Regions from separate parts of the Homo sapiens genome. Here region 1 is linked to region 2. A link is a loop called in an ENCODE intact Hi-C map of the cell type or tissue named here. Cell type or tissue: CD4-positive, alpha-beta T cell. All regions are shown on one strand. Each heading gives the region's core, and the rest is flanking DNA. Links, peaks and the distances in the headings are about the cores only. Region 1 has its middle 47 kb from the start of LINC03056. Region 2 has its middle 34 kb from the start of KICS2.

What was found. A loop is a pair of places that touch in the nucleus more often than their neighbours do. Peaks named below come from ENCODE experiments on the same cell type or tissue, not always from the same donor. Only the 100,000 strongest peaks of a DNase experiment are listed, where the experiment ranks them.
Region 1: it touches region 2 in a loop (8-fold over the local background); 9 of 110 quality-filtered maps call a loop at or near these places.

Annotation. Positions count from the first base shown.
Region 1 is chr12:63,418,677-63,423,076 of GRCh38, forward strand. No RefSeq gene overlaps it. Among named protein-coding and RNA genes, the nearest start is that of LINC03056, 47 kb to the left of the region's middle. RefSeq lists an enhancer at 1-1,027 and silencers at 1,552-1,601, 1,662-1,721. In CD4-positive, alpha-beta T cell, for the core only: no CTCF peak of the experiment used is centred there; a DNase peak (open chromatin) is centred at 1,655.
Region 2 is chr12:64,254,531-64,258,930 of GRCh38, forward strand. No RefSeq gene overlaps it. Among named protein-coding and RNA genes, the nearest start is that of KICS2, 34 kb to the left of the region's middle. In CD4-positive, alpha-beta T cell, for the core only: CTCF peaks have their summits at 1,836 (motif pointing left) and 2,037; a DNase peak (open chromatin) is centred at 1,831.

The sequences.
Region 1 (4,400 bases), core at 118-4,117, 840 kb before region 2:
TTTAGAAATGTTGGCTTTCCCTGCACTTCAAGGTGCCTGTGTAGAGCTATGAAGGCATCCAGAAAGGAACATTCAATGAGATGGATCAACAAGGTTGTGAAATGAAAAAAAAAAATAATCTCCTTAGCTCAGACTTAAGCCCTGACCAGCACAGGGGAGAAAGAAGTAAGTTTCCCTCTACTCTTCATATTTCTTAATTGGGACAGATCCTTATAACCAAAGACAAATTAACAAGAGGAAAAAAAGTTTATTATCTTATATATCTCATGTATACACGGGAGATAAAGAAATGAGAAAATCTCAAAAAGGTGGCTTTGAATTCAGCCTTAAATACCATCTTTAGCTGAAAGAAAGGTGTTTATGGTACTAGTTATGGGGAGGTGACCAGGAAAAGCAGAGTAAACCAATGTAAGTTTTGTTAGTGTTAGATATGAGTTCTAAATTTCTCTTCAAGGAATCAATATGTCAGTATGTTCAATTATTTGTCTTCTACTTTTAAACTTAACTTCCTCATAAAGCAACCTTTTTCGATGACCTGCTCCACCCTAACTCATTCCCATTACCAGTTCCACCCCGACTCATTCCAATTCCCTGCTCCACTCTGACTCATTCCGATTACCTGCTCCACTCTGACTCATTCTGATTGCCTACTCCACCCTGACTCATTCCAATTACCTGCTCATTCTCCGCCCAGACTCATTCTGATTTCCTGCTCTGCCATAACCATTTTTCCCGCCAAACAACTTACCCAGTCACTCTCTTTAAATTAGCCAGTCGGAATTAGTTTAGCCTCTGCGGTCTAACCCTAGCCAATAGAGGAACAACACAGCAGCAGGGGCCATGTGTGTCAGGGATAAGAACCCCTTCCCCTCCCTTGTCCAAGTGTGCGCTCACCATTGCTCCATCTGTAAGGGCGCACCCTTCTATAGAAGCACATTGCCTTGCTGAGAATTAAAAAGAAAATTTTATATTTGAGTGCATTTCTTTTGTGGCACTGAAACTTTATTTATTACATTGGGCAGATTTAAGTCAGTGCCTTCTTCATAGGTAAGAATGTCTAGTGATTTAGAGCCATCTTTCTCTTGCTAGTGCAAAGAGGAAACTCCCTTACAAATGGAGATTTCCCTTATAGATGTAAATTTCTCTTACAAATGGTAACTTCTGCTCTGTTTTTAAGCTTCTCCTGTGTCTATAGTTTCTCCAAAGAATTAACTCAAAATAATTCTTAAGCCAAAGAAGCATATTTTGGGGTGGCATATTCTGGTCTCCAACACTAAGACCCACTTTCTGATAATAATAAGAGATAATTTCTTATTAAACATACTTTAGGTCAATGTTTAGAGGTCTTTTGAGAGCCATGGAAAGGATACACATATTAAAGTTTCTGAGAAGGCTTAACTTTAAGTAACCTATTTTACTTTATTTTTTAAAAGCTGCTTTTGAGTATGATTAGTCTTCTTGACATCAATTCCTTAAGATAAAGGAGCTTCCCAAATGGTGTAGTTTCCCCAATAATCAGGAGTGGCTCAGATATCAATCAAGATCAAGACATTTTTTAAAAAACATTTTCATTCACGTAGGGGGTTCTAGAAATCTGCGGGCTGGGCTGATCAAGAAAAAACATGTGACCACGAGGTGGCAGTAGCACACACATCTTTACTGAGCAGCACTTCACTTTGACGGATTTACATGGTGAGGAAGTCCCTCACAGCAGGAGTCTATCTGGAGGCTACAGCTTGATAACTACTCACAAAGGGAGGAGAGCAAGGGAACTCTAGAGGAAGAGGGAAATTAAATAGGTGGTTATGTGTCTAGGCAATGTCAGCAGCACAACAGGGACTCTCCAAATACAGAGTTCCAAAGGGACTGTAGCTTACGGTCTTTATGGCTCCAGGCTTATCTTACAATTTGCTAGCAGACATTGGGCACAGTTTCACAGAATATTCGAAACAGGCAGGCTCTAAATGGCTAAAAATGTGCTATTTGGTGTTTGTTTCAAACAGTTGGATGTGTAAATATTAGAATTTGCTCTGCTGCTCAGCCTGCACTAAAGAAATATTAAATAGCCAAGTGATCAATATACAGAAGCTATCTGTCTTAGTCTATTTGTGCTGCTATAACAAAATACTACAGACTGGGTGATTTATAATGAACAGAAATGTATTTGCCTCATTATTCTGGAGGCTGGGAAGTTCACGATTGAGGGTCCACATATAGTGAGAGCCTCGTTGCTGTGTCATAACATGGTGAGAGAGAGAGAGAGAAAGAAGGAAGCCAAACTCATCCTTTTATTAGGAACACACCCCCTTGATAACCAACCAAATAACAGCATTAATCCACTCATGAGGGCAAAGCCTTCATAACCTAATCACCTCTTAAAGGTGCCACCTCTAAAAACTGTTGCACTAGGGATTAAGTTTCCAGCACATGAAATTGGAGGACACATTCAAACTATAGCATTATCTTTGGCTCATTTACATCACAAGTCATATCACACTAATAGCCATTAGAAGTAGTTCTAATCTATTTGTCCTAAACTTATTTCTCCTTCATTTTAAGGTGTCCTGCAAATATACTAGTTCAGATATAACAAGATTTGATGAATCAATCATTAAAAATGGAATGAACAGAGGCTCTGAAGTCAGATCTGGGGTGTGAGTCTAGGAAATTGCTTACCATTTCTTAGTCCCAATGTCTTCCTCTGTGAAATGACAATAATAGTGTCTTGGCTTATGAAGCTGTTGTGAATATTAAATTTGATTATATAAGCAACTAGCTTAGCATTAGTGCTTAATATATTTTCATTTCCTTTTTCTGTTATCATTATTTTGGCTTTATTTATATTTCCTAGTCTTTCTTGGTTCCTCTCAACTCTCTTCACTAAAGACCCTAATATTTGAAGTCAGTCTTCATTGAACAACCCCTTCAGGCACACTGTCTTGAATCAAAGAGATAATTGTAATTGTCACTTTTCTTGACCCTATCCAACAATATCATAAGTTTCTTGAATTGCAGAAATCAAGGTTGCCCAAGGAGTTTCTAGTAGTAGCCACTAAACCTAACCTCAACTCCTTGTACTTGCCATTATTTCATTATTTGAAAGGAGATTTGCACATGTTTATGTGTACTTTCCAGTAAAGGTTCTGATCAGGGTTACAGTTTTGTTGCCCTTCTTAGCTATAGCAGAATATTCAGCTGAGAACAGTTTCTCATGATTCAGAATCCTGCTCTGGGTAATAACTGAGGGCTTAAGACATTTCATCTTTGAATATAACCACAGTTGTTTTCCCCTAAATGTCCTTCCTTTCCTTCCCCCACTGGCACACATCTAACACTTTTCACTCTGGGATATTCCTGTCACTTGGATATTCCTTTTTCAAAAAGAGATTGGTACCCTCTGTATCCATGGAAATTACATTACATCACTCTCTGAAATAAAACTAGTGTCAAAGGAACTTGATAACGTTGCTTAAATTCATCTGGTCAGTTGATTGATCCGGTTTGTTCTCTTTAAGTCATCCTATCTACGACTAAATAAAATGGCCCCTAATCCATTCATTTATTCAAAAATATTTGGAGTGCCTGCTGTGTGCTAGCTACTGTTCTAGGCACTGGGAATATTGAAGTGAATGAGGTAGAAGTCTTGATCTCATGGACTTTAGTTTCTAGTGATGAGAGACTGACAGTAGACAAGTCAACATAAAACTAAACAAGATGGTTTCAACCAAGGATAAATGCCTGAACTGTTGTGTATCTGACAAGGAAGGAAAGAATCAGAGAGGAAACAAAAAGTTTAGAAAATTGCAGGGACTCTACGCCTTTCCCAGAGAAAGTCAAAGTGGGATGTCAGAGGTTATAGGACCCTAGACAGATCTGAAGACTTAGGAAAATAAGATCCATGTCCCTTTCCTGAATAGGGCACAGAAAAGAGGGAAGACTACAGAATTTCCCCCAGGCCCTGCATGTTTCAAGAACAAAAGAAATGTCCATTTCTGATGTCCATGTAGATGGTCTGAGACACCACAAAAATGCAGAGGTGCAGAGAGGGCATTAATATGCCATAGGTCATTGGCAGGCCAAAGAAGCCTTGAAATTGGAGCATGGAGCTTGACCTTGGGAGATGCTTTTTTATTCTACTTTGGAATCTTACTTTAAACCCCAGATGGTGTGATATAGGAAACAACTCCACCATTACAAAAAAATTTACTCCTACATTGTGCATAGTGCTAAAGTAGAATGGAAAACAGAAAAAAAATACTGAAGGATTAAAAGCAACCCTGTGGAAAATTAGAAACAACAGTTGCCCAATTAAACTTCAACTCATGTAGAAGTGCTTGTGAAGTTGACCTTCATAAAGATAGCTGCCTGTACACGTTCCATGATTTTTACAAAGGAAAAGG
Region 2 (4,400 bases), core at 90-4,089:
TGCATCATATTGATATTAATTTGCATTAATTTAATAAACTTTTAGATTATAAATTTGTTGATTTTATAAGAATACAATAAGTTTTCTTACATGTACATTTATGTTAGTATGTATTATAGAAGCATGACAGCAAAAATGATTTAATTTTGAAGGTTTGCAGAAATTTTTATTTTTTATTTGTTTTATAGATGTGGGGTCTCACTATGATGCGCAGGCTGGTCTCAGACTCCTGGGCTCAGGTGATCCTGCCACCTCAGCCTCCCAAAGTGCTGGGATTACAGGCATGAGCCACCACGCCCAGCCTGAAGGAATTTTTAAAGTATAAGAATCAGTGCTGATACAACACCGAAAGCATAAGTAATAAAAGGAAAAATAGACACGAGACTACATCAAACTAAAAAGCTTCCATGCAGCAAAAGAAATAACCAACAGAGTGAAAAGGCAACCTATGGAATGAGAGAAAATGTTTGCAAACCATGTATCAGATAAGGGGTTAATATCCAAAATATGTAAGAAACTCATTGAATTTAATAGCAAAAATACCAATAACCTGATTTGAAAATGGGCAAAGGATCTGAATAGACATTCCTCCAAAGTAGACATACAAATAGCCAACAGGTTTATAAAAAGATGCCCAGAGCCAGTCATGGTGGTTCATGCCTGTAATCCCAACACTTGGGAGGCTGAGGCAGGCAGATCGCTTGAGCCCAGAAGTTCAAGACCAGCCTGAGCAACATAGTGAGACATCGTCTCTACAAAACAAAAACTTTTTTAAAATTAGGTTGTAGTGGCACACACGTAGTCCAGCTACTCGGGAGGCTGAGGTGGATTGCTTGAGCTCAGGAGGTCAAGACTGCAGTGGGCCATGCTCCAGCATGGGTGACAAAGCAAGACTGTATCTCAAATACACATACACACACATACACACATGATGCCCAGTGTCACTAATCATCAGGGAAATGAAAGTCAAAACTACAGTGAGATATCACCTCACACTTGTTAGCATGGCCATTACCAAAAATACATAAAATAAGCGTTGAGGATATGGAGAAATTTCAACATGTGTACACTGTTGGTGGGAATGTAAAATGCTGCAGCCATATGGAAAACAGTATGAAAGTTTCTCCAAAAAATTAAAAATTGAAGTGTTGTATGATCTAGCAATACCACTTCTGGTATTTATTCAAAAGAATTGAATCAAAACAGGATCTTGAAAAGATATTTGTACTCCCATGTTCATTGCTGTATTATTCACAATAGCCGAGAGGTAGAAAAAATCTGAATGTCCGTCAGTGGATGAATGGATAAAGAAAATGTGGTATATACAGACAATGGAATATTATTCAGCAGAGCTGTCCTGCAATATCTGCCATTATTTATTTCTACGGGGAAATTATTCTGTCTTCCACATAGCTGACCTATAAATGAAGGTGTTAAAAAGAGAAGGAAATCCTGTCACATGCTGCAACAAGAATTTGGAAGACATTATGCTAAGTGAAATAAGCCCATCTCAAAAACAACAACAACACTGCCTGATTCTTCTTACATGAGGCATCTAAAGGAGTCAAACTCATACAAACTAAAATGGTGTTTTTGGAGAGGGGAAAGTTAGTTGCAGTTTGATGGGTATAGGATTTCAGTCATGCTAGATGAGACCTTTCTAGAGATATGCTGTACAACAATGTGCATATAGGTAACAATCATATACACTTAAAATTTTGTTAAGAGGGTACATCTCAATATGAATTTTTCACAATTAAAAAAAATCAATATTCCATAGGTTAGACCAAAGTTTTGCCTTTCTTTCTCTTCCTAATCCAACTATGCCCTCTGGTGGTGATAGTTGCTAATAGAAGTAAAATAACTACTCCTTTGTATCCTTTCCAAATTCATTTTGTAGGTCAGCTGTGTGGAAGACAGAATAATTTCCCTGTAGAAACAAAGTTGTAAATAATGGCAGATGTTGCAGGACAACCCACCAAAACCCATATAAATCTTACTTGAAACAGTATTGAGAGTAGCCCTCTATCACTTGATTTACACCCTCCTTCTTCCGTCCCACCCTCCTTGTTGGTGAAACAAATGAAAAATCCCATATCCACAGTCTACTCTGTCCCCATCACCATCAGAAGTAGAAAGAGGAAAGAGAAGGGAAGAGGATTCGTGCTTCCGCCAAATTTAACAGCTTTATTTATAGGCACACTTTCTGTCCTGAAACCCCACACCCATCCTGCGGCCTTCAAAGGAGTGGACCACCTAGAAACTTAAACGTCCTCTTTGCCTCTTTCAGAATCTTAGGGCAAATATTAAGAAGACCTTGCATTCTAAAAATGAGCCGGGCGTGTTGTTTGGCGCCTGTAGTCCCAGCTACTCGGGAGGCTGAGGCAGGAGAATGGCGTGAACCCGGGAGGCGGAGCTTGCAGTGAGCGGGGATCGCACCACTGCGCTCCAGCAACAATGCGAGACTCCGTCTCAAAAAAAAAAAAAAAAAAAAGAAGACCTTGCATTCTTTTCTCTTGCTCAACCTATAGTCCTTAGCTCTCCAGGGCATCACCATGTTGCCCAGGCTGCTCTTGAGCTCCTGAATTCAAGCAATCCACTTGCCTCGGCTTCCCAAAGTGCTGGGATTACAAATGTTAGCCACTGTGCCAGGCCAGTAATTCCAAAGTCAAAGTCACCAGAGTCTCCAGAGTCAAAATCACCTTCTAAGTAGAAGGCAACAAAAAAGAAAAAGAAGACCAGGAAAAATAAAATGGAAAAAAAAGAAAAACCTCTTCCACCCAAGGTCTACTCATACCTGGAAATCTCTACGATGTATAACCAATAAACCTCCAAAGACCTTGTCTTTTCCCAGCTTTATAAAACTTTCCCCCAGTCCCTTCTAGGGGCTGGCTGGAAGAAGGAAGGGATGAGGGATGGAACAATCCCAGTCTAGTTGGTGTACATCATATTCCATTAATGCTTGATTGTCTTTTTTTTTTTTTTTTTTTTTTTTTTGAGATAGAGTCTCACTTTGTCACCCAGGCTGGAGTGCAGTGGCATGACCTTGGCTCACTGCAACCTCCGCCTTCCGGGTTCAAGTGATTCTCCTGTCTCAGCCTCCCGAGTAGCTCGGATTACAAGCACGCGATGCCACGCCCGGCTAATTTTTGTATTTTTAGTAGAGACGGGGTTTCACCATGTTGGCCAGGCTGGTGTCAAACTCCTGACCTCAAGTGATCCACCCGCCTCAACCTTCCAAAGTGCTGGGATTACAGGCCTGAGCCGCCACACCTGGCCCAATGCTTGATTTTCTTGTGTGCTCAACTATTGTTTGTGCTGTATGATTCCCAGGGCCTCTCCCCGGGAAGGGACAAGAATGACATGGACCCTGCTGTATGTAAACACATTTTTTTTGTTGTTGTTATTTGGTTGGTTGGTTAGACGGTCTCAGTCTGTCTGCCAGGATAGAGTGCAATGGCGCCATCATAGCTCACTAAATCCTATTTCTAAGGAACTAGAAAACTGTGGAATATTATCAAATCCACTCAAAGTGACAAGAGGAAAAAAATCTATATTATGATTTTAGTGATATAGGAAAAAAGAGCTGGAAGAGCATATAGACAAAAACACTTGGATTGTTTAGAATGACCTGATGTTGGTGCATTATTTAATTTGGAATTACCGGCCGGGTGCAGCAGCTAACACTTGAAATCCCAGGACTTTGGGAAGCTGAGGTGGGCAGATCACTTGATTCTAGGAGTTTGAGACCAGCCTGGGCAACATGGTGAAACCCTGTCTCTACAAAAAAAAAAAAAAAAGTAAATATTATCTGGGCATGGAGGCACATGCCTGTAGTCCTAGCTACTCAGGGGGCTGAGATGGGAGGATTGCTTGAGCCCAGAAATTCAAGGCTGTGGTGAGCTGAGATCGTGCCACTACACTCCATGCACTCCATGCACTCCAGTCTGAGTGACAAAGCGAGACCCTGTCTCAAAAAATAATAATAATAATAATTTGGAATTATGCAAACATTGGTATAATGCATAATTTTGTATAATGATAAATGAAAATATTGACTGTTTTATATTGTCAAAATGCAAAACTTAAAAACTTAAAAGAGGCTTAACACAACCCTTTATTGTATCTCACAATTCTGTGGATTGGATGGGCAGTTCTTCTACAGGTCTCACCTGGGTTTCCCACGAGTTTGCTGGGAAAGGGCAGCTGGTGCTCTTCTGTGTGGTCTCTCCATGCCTATGATGTCATCCTCCAAGGCCTCTCTACGTGGTGGCTTGGAAACAGAAGCTGCCAGACCCAGACCGTCTTAAAGTCTGGGGTCTGAAATCCTAGAACTTTACTTCCTCCACATTCTTCTGGTCAGAATAGCACAGGCTCAGCCCAGATGAGAGCAGAAGAGA